3 separate regions of the Mus musculus genome follow, and all the other regions are linked to region 2. A link is a loop called in an ENCODE intact Hi-C map of the cell type or tissue named here. Cell type or tissue: left cerebral cortex. All regions are shown on one strand. Region 1 overlaps Pnpla1 (patatin-like phospholipase domain containing 1). Region 2 has its middle 7.6 kb from the start of Mapk13. Region 3 overlaps Brpf3 (bromodomain and PHD finger containing, 3).

What was found. A loop is a pair of places that touch in the nucleus more often than their neighbours do. Peaks named below come from ENCODE experiments on the same cell type or tissue, not always from the same donor. Only the 100,000 strongest peaks of a DNase experiment are listed, where the experiment ranks them.
Region 1: a loop joins it to region 2, with 2.6 times the contacts of the local background. A loop is called at or near these places in 4 of 42 quality-filtered maps.
Region 3: a loop joins it to region 2, with 4 times the contacts of the local background. A loop is called at or near these places in 3 of 42 quality-filtered maps.

What each region holds. Positions count from the first base shown.
Region 1 is chr17:28,876,347-28,884,346 of GRCm38, reverse strand. It overlaps Pnpla1 (patatin-like phospholipase domain containing 1), which reads right to left. Exons shown (of 10, transcript NM_001034885.3): 2 at 7,303-7,535; 3 at 6,895-6,960; 4 at 5,772-5,981; 5 at 4,851-4,911; 6 at 2,719-3,411; 7 at 784-868. Among named protein-coding and RNA genes, the nearest start is that of Pnpla1, 22 kb to the right of the region's middle. In left cerebral cortex, CTCF peaks have their summits at 1,286 (motif pointing left), 4,327 (motif pointing left) and 7,275; DNase peaks (open chromatin) are centred at 4,319, 5,141, 7,370, 7,881 and 2 more places; H3K27ac peaks cover 1,466 bases.
Region 2 is chr17:28,757,752-28,765,751 of GRCm38, reverse strand. No RefSeq gene overlaps it. Among named protein-coding and RNA genes, the nearest start is that of Mapk13, 7.6 kb to the left of the region's middle. In left cerebral cortex, a CTCF peak has its summit at 3,693 (motif pointing left); a DNase peak (open chromatin) is centred at 3,680.
Region 3 is chr17:28,824,094-28,832,093 of GRCm38, reverse strand. Brpf3 (bromodomain and PHD finger containing, 3) reads right to left here. Exons shown (of 13, transcript NM_001081315.1): 10 at 3,653-3,750; 11 at 683-780. Among named protein-coding and RNA genes, the nearest start is that of Gm35883, 4.6 kb to the right of the region's middle. In left cerebral cortex, a CTCF peak has its summit at 4,162; DNase peaks (open chromatin) are centred at 4,962, 5,235, 6,287, 6,989 and 1 more place; H3K27ac peaks cover 2,950 bases.

The sequences.
Region 1 (8,000 bases), 120 kb before region 2:
ACTGTTATCCAACCAACAAGGGAGCCTGGGAAATGTAGTTCTCAGGTACCTCGAAGCACTACAGATCTGCAGGCCAGTGTCACGGCTGTAGAGATAATGATGGAGCGTGTACATTCCACAACCCAGACAACTGAGGCATACTCTTTTGGTTTGGTTTCTGTTGTTGTGGTCAAACACCCTGACAAAGTCATTTAAGGCAGAAAGGGTGTATTTGGTTCACAAATCCAGGCAACTGTCAGTTGCTGATAGGAAGTGAAGGCTGCAGGAACTTGCAACAGCTGGTCTCGTTACACCCACAATCAGGAGCAGAGAGCATCGAACCATGCTCGCCCCTGCTCAGCCCACTCTCTCCTTTTCATTCACTTCAAGGTTATAGTGCTAGGGGCTAAAGCCACGTACCTCCATGGCAGCTCCAACAGAGTCTTTTGAGAGTCCTTTTCTACCGTTAGAGGCTACCCAAGGCTAGGTTGGTGCACCTGTTAGACCATCCCAATTGTGGCTTCATCCAAAATAAGACCCGGGACCTGGAGTGCCTACGCCCCCAATGTCCTAGAACAGGTTGTACCCAGTGTGTGCTGGAGTGAGGGAGAGGGGTGGTATCGCCCCATGGACAGGTATACCCACATAGCGTCCCACTGCGGGAGAGAGAAGAGGGCACCGAGCGTGAGCGGCTGCCCCACAGACTAGGTGATACCCAGGCAGCGGAAAGCGCAGAAACCTCACTTAGCTGGGGCCCCTCCCCTGAGCAAAGGAGAGAACAGTCCTGAGGAAAGAGAAACTTACACCAGCAGAGGCTTGTGGGGGGCTTTCTTCCCGGTACCCGGTGCTGCCGAGCCTGTCAGCTGTGATAAGGCGGGAGACCCTGTAGCTGGAGGGAACACCGGAGTTAAAAGAGCAGGTAGTGGGTACTGACTGGGTCATTTTGCAAATAACAATGGTGAGTGTGTCTGAGAGCGAAGGGCGAGGATGCCAGTTGTAGTGGCTCAGCACCCCTTTAGTCCCAGTACTCGGGAGACAGAAGCAGGTGGATTTCAGAGTTTGAGGCTTGCCTGGTTTACATAGTGAGAGGCAGACTATCCAGGAACCCAATAGTGAGATGCTCTTGTTAAAGGAATTTTATTTTATTTTATTTTATTTGGTTTCTTTTTCTTTTTCCAGTTCTTCGAGGCTGGGTTTCTCTGTGTAGCTTTGGCTATCCTGGAACGAACGCACTCTATAGTCCAGGCTGACCTCAAACTCTGAGATCCACCTGCCTCTGCCTCCCCAGAGCTTACAGCTGCTTGTAACTGTAACTCCAGGGGATCCAGCGCCCTCTTCTGACATCTTTGGTACCAGGTATGGATGTGAACAAGGCACAGAAATATGCACACGAACTTAGTAAACAGAAACTTTTTTTTTTTTCAGACAGGATCTCTCTACGTAGCCCTGGCTGTCCTGTATCCTGATCTAGTTTGTGAACACTAGGCTGGCCATGAACTTCGAGATCTGCTTGCTTTTGCCTCAAAAGTGCTAAGACTAAAGGCAGGGGCCAGCGCATCCAGCAAACATAATTTTTTTTAAACCATTGTGATTTTTTAAAAATTGTATGAGCTGTGGGAGGAATCTCACTAATCCCCAACAAATCAAAATTCAAAACACGTCTGGATGTAGGCATGTACGAATATTTCAAAGAATGAGATTATTTTTAAATAATAAGCAAACAAGCAAGGAAGCAATAAAACCAGCAAAGAATGCTCTCCTCGTATTTAAGAGTCAAGTTATCACATCAGTGGATCTGATGCAGACGGAAGGCTGCAGCTGCTGTGGGCAGACGCCACTGTTCCCGCCCCGTGGTGACGTCAGAGGGCGGGGCCTGAACATCCACCAGCGCGAGGGAGTAAACCACCACCTTGGAATGAAGATTATTATTAGGACCAGTGTGTATATCTCGAGTGAGTGTTCAAATGGAGTCAAAGATGGATACTGGGTGTAGTCCTCAACTGATTTGGGTTTGGTTTTGTGGTTTTTTGGTTTTTTTCAAGACAGGGTTTCTCTGTGTACCCCGATTGTTCTGTAACTTGCTGTATAGACCAGGGTGGCCTTACTCTAAAGAGATCTGCTTGCCTCTGCCTCACAAGGGCTGGAATTATATATTTAATTAAAAATACTTTTTTAAGGCTCATCAGTCATCAAGCTCCAGAGATCTGCCTGTCTTCCTGTCCTCAGCGCTAGAGTTACAGACATGGGCCGCTGTACCAAGCTTTTATGCGGGTTCTGGGGATAAAACTCTGGTTCTCATGAGTTTATTTTTATTGGTTAAAATTTTGTATAAATTGTATGAGTTATAAATATAAATGGCTCTATTATAAGCCTTTAATATCAATATTAAATTTATTTTATTTTATTTAAGATTTAGTGGGTTTGTTTGGTTTTTTTTAGTTGTGTAAATGGGAGGTGTGTGCAAGAGTAGGTGCCCATGGGATCCAGAAGAGGGGACAGACATGCTTTTGAGCCACCCAGTGTCCTGTCCTGGCCACCAAACTGAACTCTGGTCCTCTAAGAGAACAGCAATAGCTCTTAACCACTGCACCATCTCACCAGCCTCTTGGTGGTGGTTTTTGCTGCCAGGGGGAGGGGCTGAGCTTCAAGGTGCAAGGTGTGGAGGCTGCTCAGGTAGATGGCTAATGTCACCCTCAGAACTGGTGTTTCTCGGTTCCGCCAGAGCAGGGAGGGTCATACCTGTGGGTCGTTCTGGGCCTAGATCCTCCACAGGTGGCCCAGCAGGTGGTGTTGAAGGACTTAGGGGCGGAAGTCCAAGTGTTGCCCTGGATGCTGTGGCTCCCTGGGAAGATCTGAGCAGCAGTCTAGGGGACTCGGGTGACCCAATAGGCACAGAGGATCCAGTCTTTGAGCCTCGTGAGTCTGCAGCTGGGAGCAACACAGGTGGCAAGGTAGTTGTGCTCTGCTCGTCAGTGGCAGAGGCCAGAGCATCCTTCATTCCTCGTTCTGTGGCAGAGTCCAGGGCACCCTTCACTCCTCGCTCCGGGTTTGGAGTTTGAACATTTATTGGGCAACTGTCCCTGGGGCCAGTGGGCCTCATTACTGGGACCGGCTGGGCTGGGGATAATGGCGATACAGATGGTTGCTTGGATATAGAGACCCGTAGTGACACGGGTGATTCCACAGACTCCTTGCACCCAGATTCAGGTGTCTGCACTGAGGGGGCGGCTGAGGAATGGCTGTCCTTTCTGTCCTTTTTGGGAGACCCCTGTGCATGGGTTTGTGAGGAGTCTGCTGGGCTTCTCCTCAGGGCTGGCAGGTTCTGCAGACTCGGAGGTGGGGGCTCATGGCCAAGGGCGACCTCTATCTGGCAGTATACTTCAACCCTCGGGAAAATCACTCTCTTGCTGGGAGAGTCAAGGTACGCTGCATCTAAGAGAAACAAGCCACACACAGCAGCGCATCAGATCTGATGTGCACATAGTGTAGTATGGGTGTGTCTGCAAAATCTACATAAATATGATACATGATGGGCACAGCGTGGCCCCAGAACTTGGGAGCTAGGCAAGAAGATTGTAAGGACAGAGATCAGATCGTAGGGGTGAGGGGTGTTGGCGAAGGTTGGGGGGGACCATAAAGGAGCTCCAGGAGCTCCGTTTTTTTGTTTGTTTGTTTGTTTTTCAGACAAGATCTTATGTAGCCCAGGCTAGCCTGGCCTTAAATTTACTACATAGCCAAGGATGACCTTGAACTTCTATTCCTCCTGATCCCACCCCTCCCCCACATTCCCAGTGCTGGGATTACCTCATGCACTACCCTGCTAGGTTTATGAAGTGCTGGAAATTAAACACAGGTCTTCATGCATGCTAGGTAAGTACTCTAATCGAGTCCCGGTCCCAGCCTCTGAAGAAAGACCCAGATGATAGATTATGCATGTATGGGAGGACCTTGTCGGAAAGAGTGCGGGCGAGGCCTGCTGGGCACAGCTGGGAGCAGACTGGCATCGGTCAGCCTCCCCTTTCCCACGCCAGGGAGGCAGGTGGGGCTAACGGCTTCCTAGCTGTAGGAGTAGCTGGGTGTATGAGAGCTTTTGCAAGAGAGGGAGGAGAGACGGGATGAGGATGAGATTGAGGGGTCCAGGGCGGCTTCATCCTGTGTGTGATGAGTGCCTCCCCTCCCCCCTCAACCAAGCAGAGAGCATTCTGACTGCTTTCAAGTGGCAGGTGGGACCGATAGTATGGCTTTGGGTACCAGTAGCTCCTGAACCTGTGCCAGTAGAAAAATCCAAGAAGCCTGGCGGGAGGGAGGGACTCCTGCACGTGAGCTGGCGCCAACGAGCTGGCGCCACCTGGCGGACGACGCGAGCATCACAAGGAGCCCGGGAAGAACCTGGGCTTCCTTTGCATTGAGACAGGAACCCGAGGGTGTAGTTAAGCGGTGTCCCAGATGCAGAGGGTGTGTGTGTATGTGCCTGTCTGGGGAAACAGAGTCGCCTCCAAAATTTACGTATCAAATTATAACATCTTCCCAACCTCAAGTTCCTCACCTTGTCTCGAAAAACAAAAACAAGCCAGGAGGTGGTGGCACACGCCTTTAATCCCAGCACTTGGGAGGCAGAGGCAGGTGGATTTCTGAGTTCAAGGCCAGCCTGGTCTACAAAGTGAGTTCTAGGACAGCCAGGGCTACACAGAGAAACCCTGTCTCAAAAGACTAAAACATATTTTATATATACTTTTTTTCACGGTCTTGGGCAGTGTGGGCTGCTAGGTCTCTGTCCTTCTGTCCAGCTTTCTTGGCTACAGCTTTGGGACACTGTCCTCTACCCACCCCTGCCACACTCCTTGCCCCGCCCCTAGGCTCCAGGTACTCACTCAGTCTCCGCAGGTATGAGACAGCATCATTGTATCCCCGATAGTAATATTCCTGCAGAATCTAAATGGTAACAGAGGAATATAAATGGATGCTGTAGCCACCAAGAGAGCCAGCGTCCCACCATAGACACTATAAATAGACACTCCCCATATCCTCTCTTCCCAGAACCATATCAGCAAGCCCTGGGCTATACCTCCTATCCCCCACAATCTGCCCAGGAGAGCTGGGAAGCAATTGCTAACACAGTACGGGTGGGCGTGTCAGCGTGCCAGTCACCTGTTCCCAGAGTATCACCAGCCTCCACTGTGGGAGTTGGTGGGAGTTTCTGGGGAATCAGAGACCACACATCTGGGTCCTAAGTACAGAGCTTGGTGTTTCAGTTCAAACCCCAGCACTACTCTTCATTGGCTGTGTAGCTGTAACTACCCACAGCCTCACTTTCTTCATCTGTCAAATGGGGACAGTGACAGTGTCTTTGCAGATGTCATGGGGATGGGTGTGTGAGAGCTATGTCCACAGAGCTTTTTTTGAGGGGGGGGCAAACTGGAAACATTTAAGTCTTTGCTGACCACTTATTCTGCTGTGTGATTTTGTTTGGACATAGGATGGCATGTAGCCCAGGCTAACCTCAAACTCCCTGTGGAGCTAAGGATGACCTTGAACTCCTGAACCTCCTGCCTCTACCTCCCCAGTACTGGGATTACAGTACTCGACTGTCTTCAGTTTGTGTGGTGCTGGGGAATCGAACCCAGGGCTTCATGTGTGCTAGGCAAGCATTCTACCAACTGAGCAACATTTTTAGCCCTGATTGTTTTTAGCAATCCTTTAAACATGGCAAAACCATGGGCCCTCTGAGGGGAGAGGCACAAGAGGAGGGGTCCATCTGTTCTGGATCCCACCCCATCGGCCCTGTCTCTCACCACCAGGTCCGGGGGAAACAGCGCATGTGTCATGCGGGTGATATTCTCCAGGGAGAACTGGAAGGAGAAGTTGAACATTCGGAAGTCATGGAAGATGGTGGGGCAGTCTCTCGGACAGATGTCCTGCTGGCTGCTGAAGGTGGAGATGGTGATGGAGTCTGTCCAGAAGGAACAGGGCTGCATGCTTGTGAAGCCACCGTCGATGTATCTCTGCAGGGAAGAGAAGAGAGACGCTCAGCCAGAGAAGACACAGGGGAGCTGGGGCCATGGAAGAGACACCTTTTGCAACCAGCCTTGAGGCTGAGGTCCCCAAGATAAATGGTGGTTGGTGTGGGCATGGCCACTTGCTGCATCTCTAAGGGCCTGGGGACTCCCAAGTCTAATGCTCTGGGCCCTGGACTCTTCTCCCTTAGAGAATCTTGCTGATAATGGTCTCTGTATGGGGTCCCTCCTTTGAATGACTCAAGAGACCAAGGTCCCTTCTACAACCTCACAGTACAGCCATCTCCAACCCCTTTCATTTGGAGTTGGGGGTGGGGTGGGGCTTCTATTGGGTTCCTTACTTATGAACAGAACAAGAGATGACCAGTACTCTTATCCCAGGAGTCCCATAAAATGTTACCTCCCCACTATTCAGACTGCAGCCAGGAGACCAGTCACAGGGTACCCTAAAGCCAGTCCGAGATGCAGAATCTTGGTCTGTCCAGATCTGTTTTTTTTTTTCCATTTTTTTATTAGGTATTTAGCTCATTTACATTTCCAATGCTATACCAAAAGTCCCCCATACCCACCCACCCCCATGTCCAGATCTGTTAAAGCCGAGTCCTCATTGTCTTAGGATGCCTCTGAGTCACCCATGGGCACATGAAAGCCTGTGACCACTGACCCAGATACCCCCAGGGGGTCTCCTCAGTCAGGCTCTCAGGGCCCTGTGTTCTGGGGTCTGTATTCTGCACGCTGACTTCTGGGAGAACCCGGCAACCTTGGGACTTTGACTTGCTGGGTTCAGTACAGGGTTGGTGAATCTAGAGAGGTCTTGGACCACCTAGAGAAAGCAGCCCTGAAAAAGCTAGGAATTCTGAGTAGTAAACGATCCTCACCTTAAGGTGCCCCAGTCACTCACCTCTCCCCGATACGTTGGGGGGATGAAGCCACAGTAAACAGGAACAAAGCAGCTGCAATACAGGGCCTGAGGAGAGACGGGGCTGAGATGCTAAGGCCCTGGGGTGGGTGCCAATGACCCTTGACCCCTACCAATTTTCCACTAATTTTAAAGGATGGGTACTGGCGTGGGAAACAGCCTGAAACTCACTTCCCATCCTGATGCCTAGTTGGGGCCTTAGTAATCTACCGGACCACCTAGTAGACTAATCTAGTCTCCTCTCGTAGAACTGCTCCTGGCAGAGCCATGGGCACGAAGGAAGGGAAGGGCCAGGCAGGCAAAAAAGGGAAGAAGGGAGGAAGCTGGGGAGTGGGCTGGACTGAGCTGCCCCTGTTCTCCCAGGCGGGGGCGCTCCAACCAGGGCCTTGCCTCGATGAGCTCTTCCTTGGATCGGTACTCGGAAACCACGACGTTCTCTCCGTCCGTGACTCGGGTGAGGCTCACATGCAGCTTCCCGGTGGCGAACTTGTAGGAGTCCTCCGGTAGCACATCGTACAAAAACTGTCGCATCATCTGTACCATCTTGCAGGACGGAGACAGAGGTCCCAGGAAGAACTTCTTCACCTCCGCCAGGCCCATATTCAGCACTCTGAGGTATTTCTCTGTGGAGGGAGCAGAGTGGCGGATGCACCCTCAGCAACTGCTCAGGAACATGGGGAGGCGCCCCCGGGGCTCAGTGATGTCAACCATTTCACCCAGCCGTTCACAGCGAGGAGGAGGCCTCAGACCCAGAAGCTGGGGGGGCCTCAGGAACAGAACAGAGCCAGGCCATAAAGGAGAATGTCCTAGATGCCCTACAGCTAGGAGACACTGGCACCAGCATGGGACCCAGGTGTCCTGCTTCTTGACCATGCGTGGCCACCCATCAGGAATTGTCAGCGACTAGAAAGATATTTTCTTCCTGCAAAACAGCTCTGGCAGCTTCTTGTCCCTGCACCTGAGGTCTGCCACCAAGCTGTCATTATGAGGGTCCTACACAAACACAGATGTGGTTGGAAATCTTTTACCAAGTGACAAGGGCACTTGCTTAGAGGCCACATACCCTTGGCAGACTGCACCCTCTCTAC
Region 2 (8,000 bases):
TGCCTCCCAAGTGCTGGGATTAAAGGCGTGTGCCACCATGCTCGGCTGGGAGTTGAATATTTAAGACCTCTGCTTGCTCCTGTCAACCCCCACTCACTTCGACTTTGGTTGGCCCCACTCACTCTGGTCAACTCCACTCGCTCAGTCCCTGCTCTCTCCGGCCCAAAGATTTATTTATTATTATAAATCAGTACACTGTAGCTGTCTTCAGACCCACCAGAAGAGGACATCAGATCTCATTACAGATGGTTGTGAGCCACCATATGGTTGCTGAGAATTGAAGTCAGGACCTCTGGAAGAGCAGTCAGTGCTCTTAACCACTGAGCCATCTCTCCAGCCCACTTATTTGGGCTTTTGATATTAACATTCAGGGTAATGAGATTCATTATGGCATTTCATACATAGTATGTTGTTATTGGTTCTCCCCATCCCACACCCTTCCGTGTGCCCTCTCCCTCCTCCCTGTGGCTCTCCCCTCTCCCACAGACCCCTCTACCTTCCTGCCAAAAGTGTTCTGTTCTCTTTGGCTCCCTAAGATATTCTCTTCTGGTCTCTCAGGCCCCTGTATAGAAGTTTCACCGCCCACCTTTCCCGACATCACACACACGTACACGTTAGAGACCACTTAGCATTTAGGATCCTGAGAGAGATATACAATATTTCTATTTCTGAGTCTGGCCTCCTTCAGTTAGCACAACGACCTTCGGTTCTATCTGCTATCCTGTAGATCTCATGACTTCATCTCTCTCTATGGCTGCATGAAATTCCACTGTGCATATGTAACATGATTTCTTTACCATTCATCTGTTGATGGGCACCAGGGCTGGCTCCACTTCCTGGCTGTCAAGACCAGAGAGAAGCGGTGCACATGGACGCCCAGGTGTCTCTGCAGTGTGCTGTCCTCCAGGTATGCACCTGGTTTTTTTGTTTGTTTGTTTGTTTGTTTGTTTTTGTTTTTTGTTTTGTTTTTTTGAGACAGGGTTTCTCTGTGTAGCCCTGGATGTCCTGGAACTCACTCTGTAGACTAGGCTGGCCTCTAACTAAGAAATTCACCTGCCTCTGCCTCCCAAGTGCTGGGATTAAAGGCGTGCGCCACCATGCCTGGCGCACCTGTTTTTATTTTTAAATGTTTTTGTTTTTTTAAGACAGGGTAGCCCTTGCCAGCCTGGAACTCTCTATGTAGACAGCTAGTCACGGTGCGAGGGGAGTGTCTTACGTTCAGTCACCTGGCTGAGAGTCAAGTATTGGGGGTATCATTTCCAGCATCAGTCAAGAGCATCATCGACGCCATGCCACGCCCCTCCCCCATCTTACCAGCTGGGAACTTGCTACCACATGGATCTCTTTAGCTCTGTTTCAGAATAGGAAAATAGCAAGTGGGGGGGGGCACTGTACACAGTGGCCTTAAGAACATGTCATTTGGGGTCTAGCGAGATGGCTCAATGGTTAAGAGCGCTGATGGCTCTTCCAAAGGTCCCAAGTTCAATTCCCAGCAACCATATGGTGGCTCACAACCATCTGTAATGGGATCTGATGCCCTCTTCTGGTGTGTCTGAAGATAGCTACAGTGTACTCACATAAATAAAATAAACTTAAAAAATGTAAGCCAGGCAGTGGTGGCACATGCCTTTAATCCCAGCACTTGGGAGGCAGAGGCAGGTGGATTTCTGAGTTCGAGGCCAGCCTGGTCTACAGAGTGAGTTCCAGGACAGCCAGGGCTACACAGAGAAACCCTGTCTCGAAAAAGAAAGAAAAGAAAAGAAAAGAAAGAAAGAAAGAAAGAAAAAAAAAAAGAAAGAAAGAAAGAATATGTCATTCCAAGTATAGGCACACTAGGTTATCACACGAAGCCAATCGAGGGGGACTTTCAATACTGCTGTCAACAGGTGAGCTTACTGCTCACTGGGGGGGAGAGGGCATACACCAGTGGGCTCTGGAATAGGAGGTTACGGGGGAGGTATGGGCTGGGTTAGGTCATTTGAGGGTGGGTTTACAGAAGCCAGTTCTCTTCCCAGAGAATAACAGTGAATGAGACAATGTGAGAAGTGCTGAACTTGGTACACGTGCACAGTAAGTACCCATCAGATGCTCCCTCCGGGGGACAGGCGGCAGCTGCAGTTTGGTCCAGCCCTTTGGGCTCTTCTAATTCACAATGAGTTAAACGCAAGAACCAAACCCCATGGGAGGACCTGCTCACACACTCATTCAACACCTGTTTTCTGAGTTGCTGTGGAGGTGGCTCTGTGGGTAATGTGCCTGCCACTCAAGCATGGGGACCTGGCACCCACATAGGAAAGCCAACTATGAAGGCACACCCCTGGAATCCCAGCCCTGAGGAGGTTCTCTGGGGCTTGGCCAGCCAGTCTGACCCAACTCTGGAGTACCAGGTTCAGTGAGAGACCTTGTATAAATAACGATATCTCAGCAATAAAGGCTCCGATAGGAGCTGGGTCTCGAGAACCACACAGGGAGAGAAGAGAACCAACTCTCAAAGAATGTCCTCTGGCTTCTACACGGTGTCACAAGCATCTCTGCCACAGACAGACACAGAGACAGACCCACAAATGAATGTAACTCTTTTTAAATTACAAAAAGGCGCTGGAGAGATGGCTCAGTGATCAGCTAAGAGCATTTTTTTCTTGCAGGGGACCTAGGTTCAGTCCTTAGCTTCCGTATCAAACATACTTCAGCTCTAATGCATCTCACCCCTCATGCAGCCTTCATGGGCACATGCACGTGTGTGGTACACATACAGCCAAGAGGAACATGTGCACACACACACATATAAAAGAAATGCTATTACAAAATAAATAAATAAATAAATAAATAAGGTGAAGCCAGCTGTGGTGGCGCATGCCTTTGATCCCAGCACTTGGGAGTCAGAGGCAGGCAGATTTCTGAGTTCGAGGCTAGCCTGGTTCAGGGTGAGTTCTAGGACAGCCAGGGCTACACAGAGAAACCCTGTCCCAAAAAAACAAAACCAGGGAGCTGGAGAGATGGCTCAGCGGTTAAGAGCACCAACTGCTCTTCCAGAGGTCCTGAGTTCAATTCCAAGCAACTGCATGGTGGCTCACAACCATCTGTAATGGGATTTGATGCCCTCTTCTGCTGTGTCTGAAGACAATGACAGTGTGCCCACATATATGAAATAAATATGACCAGAGCAAGTGGGGCCAGCGCCAGTGGGGCCAGAAAAAAACAAAACAAAGCAAAAAAGTGGAGATGAGTTGAAGAAGGCATTGACTTCTGGTCTAAACACAGGTATACACATACACATGCACACACAAGCACTTAAAAAAAAATCCCAGCCGGGCGGTGGTGGCGCACGCCTTTAATCCCAGCACTTGGGAGGCAGAGGCAGGTGGATTTCTGAGTTCTAGGCCAGCCTGGTCTACAGTGTGAGTTCCAGGACAGCCAGGGCTATACAGAGAAACCCTTTCTCGAAAACAACAACAACAACAAAAATCCCACTAGTTTTCTGAGGGTCTGTTTTGTAGTGGATCCGATCTGAGTGCAGGGATAAAACATTTTAGTGGGGGAACAGATGGGAACCAGGCACACAGCTACAGCAATGGAAATCGCTGATGTTGAACAACTGGGCTATTGAGTCAGATGTAAAGTCACAGGGAGTGGAGGGTAAAGAAAAAAAGGAAGCCCTGCCCAGCCTGCTTGGCTGTGTCGCCCCCTGGTGGCAAAAAGCAGTAAGGACCATGTAGTCTGTGAGGTTCATCTCAACAGTCTCCCCTCAGGACTCCTCCTTGGTCAACTTTCCAGTCCTGGGAAGGAAGAGGTGGTCTCAAACAGGTCTAACCTTGCCTTTTTTACCAGCTTTGTCCCCTGTGAAAATCACTGTGTCCCCTGTCCTCAATGACTTTGAGTGTCTGGGCACTGTCTTTGTCACTGTTGTTTCCAGGGACCATGCTTGTTCCCCATGGCTGCTCAATATATAATTTTTTAAAAAGAATTATTTATTTATTTTATGTATATAAGTATACTGTAGCTGTCTTCAGACACACCAGAAGAGGGCATCAGGTCCCATTACAGATGGTTGTGAGCCACCATGTGGTTGCTGGGACTTGAACTCAGGACCTCTGGAAGAGCAACCGGTGCTCTTAACCACTGAGCCATTTCTCCAGACTTAGGAATCTTTCAAAGGCAATCTTACAGCAGAATTCTTCCTGCTGACCACCCTGCCTGCTCCACATGCCCCACTGAATCCCCGGGCCTCATGGCACCCACTTTGCCCTGAAAAGAAGTCCTTTGCACTTCTGTAAGCCAGTGTCAAGGTAGCCAAGGACCAGGGCACAGCTGAATTTCAATCTTACCATTTATGGCTGTGTGATCTTGAGAAGATAGGAGAACATCTCTGAGCTTTGTCAGCTGTTCATGAGGACAGCACCACCCACGTGGCCAGGGTCAGAGGAGGTTGTGATGGTTGACCCTGGCCCTTGGAGTTTCCAGCCTTGCTTGCAGTAATCTCTCCCTTCCCTGCAGAACTGGACAGAGCTGCGTTCCACCAGCCTCGCCCATCCTCTCTGTCCTCAAACCCGTCTGTCTCTTGCTAACGTGTTGACTGTTCCTCTAGACTAGAACATTTTGTTCTAGGGTCAGGTCTTTGATGCCAATACCCAGAACCCAGCAGCACCTGTTGGTGGTGGAAAGACTGCAGGTGTGGGTGGGGCTGCCTCTCAGGAGCTCTTGGTACCACCGAGTGGCTGTCATTTTGTACCTGATGTGCAGGCCAGCTTACCTTCCTGTCTGGGGCTGTGCCAGCTCAAATGACCTGCTAGCTATGTAGATGGGGTCATGACCCTGCCCACACTCCCGAGTGCCCTGCCAGTCACCTCAGAGACAACATGCATTTCCAGGACAGAGGTTACTAAGTCTGGCTGTTCTGCTCCTTCTGTGTAAATATCTGTCACCTGTCGGGGTCACAGAGGCCTAGTGGGCCCTGTCTAGCAGCTGTGAACCCGATTAAAGCTCTGAATTCAAGTCAGTAGTTCAGACAGCCTCTCTGTCCACATCGGCTTTTTAATATATACATATACACATATTTATATATACACATATACATGTATACATATACACATACATATATGTATATACACATACATATATGTATATACATCTGTATATAATATTACATAAAATATATTGTAATGTAATATGGTTTTATATAATATATATTTATAAGAAAATATATTAATTATATGATAATATAATATACAATATTATATTAAAATATTATATATGCTAGGTGACAATATATATTATATGTACACACATATATTAATACACACATATGCATACATATATATGAAATTGTCAATGAGTAAAGGAAAAAGGTATTCTAGTTTTAAGATGTTGTAGAGGCTGCAGAGATGACTTATCAGTTAAGGGCACGTGTTGCTCATCCAGAGGACCCAAGGTTGGTTCCAAGCACCTAGGGGAGGTGGCTCACAGTCACCTGTAACTCCAGCTCCAGGATATCTGACACCTCCTGCTTCTTCTGGCATCTGCACATATCCTGCATTTTTCTTTCTTTTCTCTTCCTTCCTTCCTTCCTTCCTTCCTTCCTTCCTTCCTTCCTTCCTTCCTTCCTTCCTTTCTGTCTTTCTTTCTCTCTTCCTTCTTCCTTCCTTCCTTCCTTCCTTTCTTTTTGTTTTTGGTTTTTTTTTTTCGAGACAGGGTTTCCCTGTATAGCCCTGGCTGTCCTGGAACTCACTTTGTAGACCAGGCTGGCCTAAAACTCAGAAATCCACCTGCCTCTGCCTCCCAAGTGCTGGGATTAAAGGCGTGTGCCACCACCGCCCGGCTATTTTTTTTTTTTGTTTTGTTTTGTTTTGTTTTGTTTTGTTTTGTTTTCGAGACAGGGTTTCTCTGTGTAGCCCTGGCTGTCCTGGAACTCACTCTGTAGACCAGGCTGACCTCAGACACACAGAGATCCACCTGCCTCTCCCTCTTGAGTGCTAGGATTTTTAAAAAAGATTTATTTATCTATTTATTTAATGCATATGAGTACACTATAGCTGTCCTCAGACACACCAGAAGAAGGCATCAGATCCCATTACAGATGGTTGTGAGCCACCATGTGGTTGCTGGAAATTGAACTCAGGACCTTTGGAAGAGCAGTCAGAGATCCCAAACACTGAGCCATCTCTCCAGCCCAAGTGTTAGTACACCACCACTGCTTGGAGTGTGTCCCCACAGAGGAGAGTGCTGGATTCTCCGAAGTTGGAATTAGTTGTGAGCCACCCAATGGGGTACTGAGATTTGAATCCAGGTCCTCTGGAAGAGCTCATAACCACACAATAGTCCGTACTCAGTCAGGGTCTAGGTCCAGCCATTCTTGCACAGAGTCCGTCCCTCTTCCCCTGCTCAGCCACATCAGATGACACTTGGAAGGGCCAACCTGCTCCCTTCTAAAAGTAGCTCCCCTGACTTGATTTGGCTCTGTGCTCACTTTCCAGAAGATTCCACCTGGTTTCATAATCTTGGATCCCCTTTTCCCCAGTATTCAAATCTTGTGACCTGACTCCCTTCTCTCGTGGGGAGACAGGGCTAGTGGTGTGCTGGGAGACAGCTCTGGGCCTGGGAGCAGCAAGGTAAAGTGTGTATCAGTGGCTGTGGTAAAATCCCCCTGCCTCATCATCTCCGTTAGACCCAGCCACGTTGCTGGGCCTGAGAGATCCCCGGAGGACTGGCAAGAAGGCTTGGCAGACTGACAAAGGTACTTGCCGCCGAGACTGACAACCCAAGCTCATTCTCCAAAACCCGCAAAAGGAAAGCAAAGAACTGACTTCCCCCTCCACACACTAACACATACAACATACATTTTTAAAGAAAAAACTGGAAAAGAGACAGAATAGAACATCCCATGGCCCCGCGAGGGGAACATCCCTACCGACTCTGCATGCAGAAGGCGGAGACAGGAGAAATCAGGATATTCAGAGCCAGCCTGGGCTATGCAGTGAGTTTGAGGCAGGCTGGGCAATACAGCAAGAACATCTCAAGAATAAGCCACTAGGAGCAGGGAGATCGCCCAATGGTTAGCGCACTCAAGCATGGGGGCTGGGCTTGGGATCTCCAGAACTAAAATGCCAAGTGCCTCACACCCCTCCCTCTTAGCACCAAAGGCCACACCCTGCCTCACTCTGGGCCCCTGGCAGCCTAACTTGGGTGTGAGGAGCAGCGTGGAGTGATTAGTGGCCTGCCTGGTGATGGCAACCCGCATCTCTCAGGCGCCACAGGGCAAGTCCCCACCATCATTTACTCTCATTGTGGAGTCTCTTCCTTTCCCACATTCCTTGGGTTGTTACCAGGCCTGGGTGTTTGCTCCTGTCTGGAATGTCCTTGCTTTGCTTTGCTAAGGCCAGGACACCGCTGGCTCCCCAAATCTGGCTCACTATGGGCCTCTAGAGCCTGCACGTACAGTTTCTCCCTCCTCTCATTCCTGGAGGATTTAGGGTACCCTAAGCCCCAACTTAGAAATGATCCGGGCCAGGCGTGGTGGCACACACCTTTAATTCCAGCACTTGGGAGGCAGAGGCAGGAGGATTTCTGAGTTCAAGGCCAGCCTGGTCTACAGAGTGATTGCCAGGACAGCCAGGGCTACACAGAGAAACCCTGTCTCACCCCCCCCCACACACACACACAAAAAAAGAAATGATCCTTGAGGAGGAGGAGGAGATGAGTTTTTAAAAAACATTTATTTATTTTATTTTTATGTATATGAGTACACTGTAGCTATAGAGATGGTTGTAAGCCCTCATGTAGATGCTGGGAGTTGAATTTAGGACCCCTGCTCGCTCTGGCCCAAAGATTTATTTATTATTATAAATAACTAAACTGTAGCTGTCTTCAGATGTTGGGGGTAGGGCCAGACAGAGTCAGATCTCATTACGGATGGTTGTGAGTCATCATATGGTTGCTGGGATTTGAACTCAGGAACTTTGGAAGAGCAGTTCTTAACTGCTGAGCCATCTCTCCAGCCCCTGTGA
Region 3 (8,000 bases), 66 kb before region 2:
AACAAGGGCCAGATGATGTCATCAGTAACAAGGACATGATGATGTCATCAGTAACAAGGACGTGATGACAGGTTTTCATCATGTAAGATGGGCATGTTCATGGAATGCTGGGTAGGGAAAAGGCTAAAGGCGTTCTGCCTCGTACGCGCAGGCATATGCATGGGGAAAGGGGCCGACTGCAGTCCTGAGAGGCCAGGACTGGGGAAGACTCCTAATGCAGTGGCTCAAAACAAAGGCTTTCTTTCCATCATATTATGAGCCCTGAAATCAAATTCCAACCCCAGTGCTTACTGGCAGTAGCTAACAGACCCTGCCTCGTCCCGACAAAACAAGATCAACAATTCTATCGCTGGCATTTCAAGGACTTAGTAGGGCAGATGTTTAATAGTGCCACTAAGCATTATCAGCGTGCTAACCTCACTAACAGTGTTCCTCCTACTCAGAAGCAAGTGAGCAATGCTACAGAAGCCCTAAGCACTGGGTGTCTCTGAACAACTAGAGCCTTTTGTGTGTGGAGAGGGGTGGGTTGCTGGTGCCCCAGAAAAGCTAGGGTAAAGATGGCCCTCCCTCTGCAGCTGACTCCCACCACATTCATCCAATCAGATACTCCCCCAAGGCAAGGCAGGGGCCAGAGCCGCCAGGGGGAGAGGGAACAGGAGGGTGTCGTCTGGGGCAGACTCACCAAGGCAGGGTAGGAGGGGTAGCCTCGGCACTTGGCCCACACCAGCTCCAGGGGCTCCAGGTCTCCGTGGTCTTCAAAGGGCATCAGGAGGCTTCTGCCTGGGGGGTGGGGGAGGGGAGGAGACAGCGCCCAAAGGGGACTTGGCATGGTGCCCCAAAGCCCTTGCCTGCAGCTTCCATCTGACTGGGGCAGCCCAGGATTGAGGCAACAACTCCCTCCACCCTTTCCTCAGGGACTCTAAGACCAGGTCAGGGGTCAGCAAAGTAAATGGCCGAATAGCACATATTTCACCCTTTCAGGAGCCGCACAGTCTCTGCGGCTGCAGCATGGGTATAACCAGAGTCTAAGCAGATGAGCATGTCTCCTCAGCAGTAACTCATGTTTCTGACACTGAAATTTGAATTTCATACAACTTTCACATTATAAAAGACCATCTTTTTTGTAATTTGAGATGTAGGCCCATTTTTAGTTTGTGAGCCACATAAAAACAGACAGCAGGCTATAGTTTACCAACCTCTGACTCTGGATTCTGGGACAGCTTCCCTGGGGGAAAAATAATGGCTTCACCTCCAGGGCCTCTTAAGGAGAAGGGGACATGCCCCAGCTTAAGAAGAGACAGCACTGTCTGCACCCCAGGTTGGGAGTCCCTCTCATGGAAGCTTTGAGGGAAAATTCGGAGAAGGCCATCTCAATAGAACCTGAACACTGCTCTGACCAGGCCACGAGGGGCCATCCAAGCACCTGGCTGCACCACAAACCAGCAGTGCCATGCAGCCGGGCAGGTATTTCCTGACCCTGGGTATCCATCCGGCCTGGGACGGACAGGCTGCACCTCCTTGGCCTCACTCATGCTCTGAGCACCACGAAAACCACATTCTTTCCCGGACACCTGAAACTGTGACCAGGAAGTGACCATTCACCCAGCTAAGGAAAAGGGCTCAAATCTGAGAGCAGAGATGTATAGTTCTTAACTAGGATGAAAAGGAAAGGTGCCATTTCGAGCCAGTGAGCTGACAGTGAACCAGTACAAGCCAGCACCGAGACCAGCTGAGCAGGAACCCGTGAGCCACACAGAGGAGAAACTACAGACTGGTCCGGTTCTCTTGGAATGTGATTCTATCCAATGTCCCAGGAACATTAAAATACGTGTCTGCATCATCTGCTCCAGTAAACTGCTTAGGACATTTATTATAAGAAATTTACTATAGGAGTTCAGGCAAAAGTGTGCATATTGTTTGTGTTAAAGGCTGGAGGTCACCCATTGTCCAGTCACGTCAGCCACAAAGCACTGCTTGTCAGATAGAAGGTTCCAGTAATACAGTGCACAGAAAAACTGTGAGCCAAAAAGGAGGAAATATACAAGCAAAAACTGTGAGCACAAGAGTGTGTGCATCAAGTTGGGCGTGGTGGCGCACACCTTTAATCCCAGCACTCAGGAAGCAGAGGTAGGCCGATTTCTGAGTTCGAGGCCAGCCTGGTCTACAAAGTGAGTTCCAGGACAGCCAGGGCTATACAGAGAAACCCTGTTTGGAAAACAACAACAACAACAAAAAAAGAGTGTGTGTATCATCTGCACTTGTCAAAATGTGACTAAAAGAATCGGAAGCAACCCAGGAACGGGCAGCTGTGTTCCCATGGTGGGCTTCGGGAGTGCAAGTCTTTTTTAATATTGTTTGGCATCATTTTTAGTATGTGGATTTAAAAAGGGAAAAAAATGTCACCACCAGAAGTACAAAGTGTGTCAGATCCACTTCCTGACTTCACGCTCAGACGCACAGAGTCTAGACGTGAGACCTGTCGTCTGTGTGCAGACACTCACAAGAAAGAGAACTCAAAGGCATGCATCTGTCAACAGACATGAGAAAGGCAGAAGGAAGCAAACAGCTGGACCAGGGAAGGAACCCTGTGTTAGAGAGACCGGCAGAGACGGGCCGTCCCGAGTGATGTGACAGACAACCGTGAGGTAAGAAGCAGCTGCTCTAGACCTGTTCCATCCGGGAGCCACCCCAGGCCTCCTGCGGCCCTGCCTTGCCTGCTTTTCTATCAGGCGAAACAGACATTCTCGACAGAGCCAGGTTATCAGTGACACATTACCACTGAGACGCTAGAGAGCAAAGCGAAGCAACAACAGCTAGAGCTACAAACACACGCTTCCTGCAACCTAACACTGCATGGGTGGGACGACCTGTGCAAGCAGATACTCATCACAGCACCAAGGAAGACACTTGAAATCTCTCCTGTGGAGGGCTTCAGTGAAACCAATGAAAAGTCCTCCCACACAGAGGGCCGCTGGGCAGGCTGGTGAAAGCAAAGGATTTCCAGGGTCTACCATGACCTAGAAGAAAGGAATGGGGGCCCTCTATACTTCTCTCAAACACACACACAGGTTTCAGGTTGAATATCCATTAAGTAATTCTGAAAAAACAACCACACAGTTAGCAGCCAATGTTCCAGTGGGGAATGCTGGCTTCCATTAGAGCTTCTGGATTTTCGGCCTCCATGGGCACATGTTAACTATTCAAACTGTGCTGGCTAGTGTTTTTGCTTTGATTTAGTTTTTATCAACCTAGACACGGGTCCTCTGGGACTATTGATTGAGTAAATGCTTCCATCACTGGCCTATGGCAAGTCAGTGGGCATCTTTTTAACAGAAGACTGATAAGGGAGGGCAGGACGCAGCCCATTGTGGCTGATGAGATCCCCGGGCTGGTGGTCCAGGACCATATAAGAAAGAACCCGAGCAAGCCACGGGGAGCAAGCCAGTAAGCAGCGTTCCTCCACGGCTCTGCTTCACAGTGGATGGACTGCAGGCTCTAAGTGAAGAGAACCCCTTCCCCTCAGGTTTGCTTTTACCATGATCACGATCACAGCAACATAAACTCAAAATACAACACAAGCTAAAGATGCGAGCAGCTTGGACGGCTTGCTCCTTGGAACATGTCTTCCCCAGCTCTGCCTCGATAGTCTCACCTGAGCCACTGTGGTCAGAGTCTCCATTCACACCTTCCAGGAAGGGCACACGAGACAGGGCTGGCTTCCCACGGCTGCGTTTGGGAGGCGTCAGGCCACTGCACACAGAGTAGAGGGTGAAGTGAGCAGTTTTTAGTTGGAACCAACCCACTCTTGCTTTTCCATGTCTAACAGACACGGAGCTACGAAAGCACAAAGGCAGAGACAAAGGCATCTCCATTTCCTTTGCAGGCCTACATGATATTAACCCATGGCGCATGTGACCTGCGAGTTCCTACCAGAAACCAGTCCATCCTTGTGGAGGGATTGCTGCCAGGCCGCAGAGGATGGTTTCATCCAGAGAGAAGGCCATGGGGCCGGGCGTGGTGTCGCATACCCTCTAATCACAGATCTACACCATGAGCCCAGCAAGAACAACAGCAACACGGGGAGGGTCAGTCACCCAGTCCCCTCAGCCTCTCAGGACAGGCTGCCACCAGGAGGCCCTCTCACCTCTGCAGGAATCTGCACTCTGTGCTTCACATTTCTTGAGGAGCCAATTTATTTTTGAGATCTGAAAATCTGCCTCTTTTCCAAATGTTCTATAACAGGCACATCTTTCCAGAATTAGCAAAGACATTTCTAAATTGAAAAATAGATCTACTTCTCACTTCCCAATGGTTTGTGAGTGAAGGTTTTCTTGGGTAGGCATAGAGTTTCCCCCCAACTAAAAAGGAAACGAGCTTCTTTCTGTAAACAAACCTACTGCAAAGAGGTAAAGTCCAGAGGATGAGGTGGGTCAGTGGATAACGGCACCTGATATCAGCAGTGAGTCTGATCCTTAGACACACATGGTAGGAGGGGACTAACTCCTACAGGTTGTCCTCTGACCTCCACAAGCATGGTGACACAGGTGAACACACATGCAAATGCAAAGGGGAAGTGCTGGGCATGGTGGCATATGCCTGTAATCCCAGCATTTGAGAAGCAGAAGTAGTCAGATCTCTGAGTTCGAGGCCAGCCTGGTCTACAGAGCAAGTTCCAGGACAGCCAGGGATACACAGAGAAACCCTGCCTCGAAAAAAAGAAAAAGAAATAAAGAAAGGAAGAAAGAAAGAAAGAGAGAGGAAGGGAAAGAGGGAGAGAGGGAAGGGAATATTATACAAAGGCAGGAAGAGCTGGACTGAGACCGCAGGAACGCTAGCATTAAAATAGTTCCTCATGCAGTTTTAACACACATTCAGAGCTGCGGGTTTCTGGGCAACAAATGATGTGGCTAGGAACGCCCATACTCATCAAACTTTAAGAACTACGATTGCTGACTACTGCTGCTGGGCATGGGCACACACTTTTTAATAGCAGTAGCAGGAAGGCAGAGGCAGAGGGATCTCTGATTCTTGAGGCTAGAGCAGTGGCTGAGCTACAAAGTAAGATGGTCTCAAAAATAAATAATATCACTGATCTGTAATTTCTCAACTAGAAGAAGTGGTTAAAAGATGAGTCAAATTTTTACAGAAAATCCAAGATGCAGCAAGGGCTGGGAATAGCTAGAGTGTGGAACTGAGGTTCAATTTATGCAAAAACTTGGCTTAACCAAAACCACAACTCGCATTCACTCAGGAAAGCAGTCGGTACCTATTTGGCAAGCAACACCAGCAGAGCCTATGACACCTGCCCATGCAGCTCGGAGCCTGGCTGTGTAGACAGAAGATGCTAGTGGTTCCCCTAAGTCCCTCTCCATGTACATGGCAGAGAAGAGCAGGGAGAGGCAGCTGAAAGACAAGCCAGGTAGCCTGCCTCCACTTGTGACCTTCTGTGTCCCTGAGCAGTGGCCCACCCATGGTGCTTCGAAAAGTCCACGATCACACAACCACGCACTCTGTGTGGATGGATGGTTTCGTGTTTTCAGATTTAAGGTATCACAGACTAGGTTGCAGCAGCAGAACAAGCTCTGTGTGGTTCTGATGAGGCGGATGGATGCCACTGGGGTTTGCTTTGCAGACTTCCCCAAAGACCCAGGCCAGCCCAGTCTACACTTCAGACAATAATGTCCATCTATCTCCTCTACAAGACAAGCTACGGAAACTGCAGGTATTTAACAACAGTGACTCACACCACAACTCGAAGCTGGGTGTGGTGGGGCACAAATGCCATCCTAGAACTCAGAAGGAGGAGCCAGAGTATCAAGAATCAAGAGGTCAAGGGGGCCAAGCCTCAGTCACATGAGTTCACAACCTGGCGTATAAGAGACAGTTGTGGAGCACAATGATTGGAAAGGTGCTCAGAAAAGCTATTTGGAAAGACCAACCATGGAGCAAATGGGCAAGAGGTGAGTGATCAGTGCAAGGAGACAGGCGGATCTCTGTGAGTTCAAGGCCAGCCAGCCTGGTCTATCCAGTGAGTTCCAGGAAGTCAGGGCTATGAAGAGACCCTGCCTCAAAACAACAACAACAACAACCCAGAACAACAAGAGACAATATGGCTTCAGTCTAACAGATAAGAGCTTCCCTCCTGTTCTTGCTGGAGAATGGAGAGGAGAGAGGCTCCAGGAGGGAGGGAGAACACTGCAGTCAGAACTTGGGCCTCCCATCTTACTCACTTTTTATGGTTTACTATCACGTGTGTGTGGGTGTGGAACGCTGGCACACACCTGTGTGTGTGGATGTGAGAGGCCGCTTGTGCAGTGGGCTTTCTACTTTCACCGTGTGGTTCTGGGGACTGAGCCTGCTGGGTCCTAGTCGCTCACACTTAAACTCTGAACACCAGACCACAGAGGAAATATCTTTCAAGGGCATGGCTCCTCTACCAGGCAGAAGTCCTGGGGAAAGCAAGAAGTAGCAGCTGTCTGGAGTTCTTCACAAAGTCAAGCATCACCTGAGCCAGCAGGCTGCTTGGCTTGTTTCCATGACTCAGATGGGAGCCTGCCCTTCAGTAAGGGCAGACGGTACCCTTCCACCTCAGCAAGGGCTGGAAGGTGACAGATGGCTGACCTCAATCTTACCCCAGCTCCAGTAAACTGACCTTCCAGGCACTTACATATTTGTGTAGCTTTATTGGAGTTTTGTTTTGTATTGAACAGGCTTTACTACAAAGCCCAAGCTGGTCTCCACCTCACGAATCTCCTATCTCAGTCACCTAAGTGTTGAGGTTACAGACATGGGCCACTGTCTGTGAAGGAAGCCAGGAACTCCAACCTGAGAGCAAGCAAGAAGCATTTTCTAATATTTTGAAATCTGTATTTCCTAGCCCTAGTAAACTCTCTCCCCGCATCTGCTTGCTTTGTGTCTCTGGAGGCTTTGATAGACAGGGAGAGAGCCAAGCAGTTTTGAGGTTCGTGGGGGAGGGACTGATGTGGGAAGCCAGCACAGGCCAGCGTGTAACTGAAGGCCTACACGCCCACCTGGAAGCTCAGCAGGAAATTTCAAAGCACACACACCAGTGAGACCTGCTGCAGAAGCCTTCAGACACAGGCCAGCCTTTTCTGTACTACTAAACAGGGACCCTCTCAGCAGTCACCTTCTGCAGTGGCACCGAGGCCCTTTCACGCAAGCAACCCCCTCCACCCAGAGTCTGGGAGAACAGAAAATGCAGGGCAGTAAGCTCAGTAAACTTGGGAGAAATCCTCCCTTCAGCTAGAGAACAGAAGCCCATCCCTTCTCAGAAATGGCAGGCTACCTTGGGCCTCTAAAAACCAGGGGACCTTTAAAAGCTCGTACTTGGTCTTCCCTCGCCCCTACGTAATACCTCCACAGAGGCCACAGTTGTGGGCACTGGGTGTAGCCGACACATGCCTGTAAGCCCAGCACCTGGGACGCAAGGGGACAAGGGTTAAGCTGGAGGCTACCTTGAGCCATTCAGTTCTACATCTTGGTTTCAAAAACCAAGGGCTAAATCCAGGCATACTGGTATACGCCCATTAGTCTCAGCACCTGGGAGACCAAGGCAGTAGAGATGCTTTGGATTCCAGTCCATCCACGTCTACACAACAAGATCCTATAAAAAAAGCTTTGGTTGAAACTTACTGGTAGAGCACTTGCCTAGCAGGTGTGTGGCCCAGGGTTCAACCCTCACTGAACAGAAGCCAAAACAAACTGAAGAGACCAATCCTATGACACCACATCTGCAACAAGCTGGGTTATGTGCATGCGCACGTCCCGGAGCATGCCTCTCAAATGGCAACTTCAATGGGCGGCAAGAGATTGAGCTACACAAACTCATCAACACCGCTCTTCTGCTAGACAGATCTGAGAAATCAAGGGCCAATCCCTTTCCCTCGGGGCTCCCAGAGACAGGGACAGTAGGGAGAACTGAGAAGGAAGCCCGACCTGTCACTGAATGGAGAACGAAGGAAAAGAAGTCTTAAGGCTGC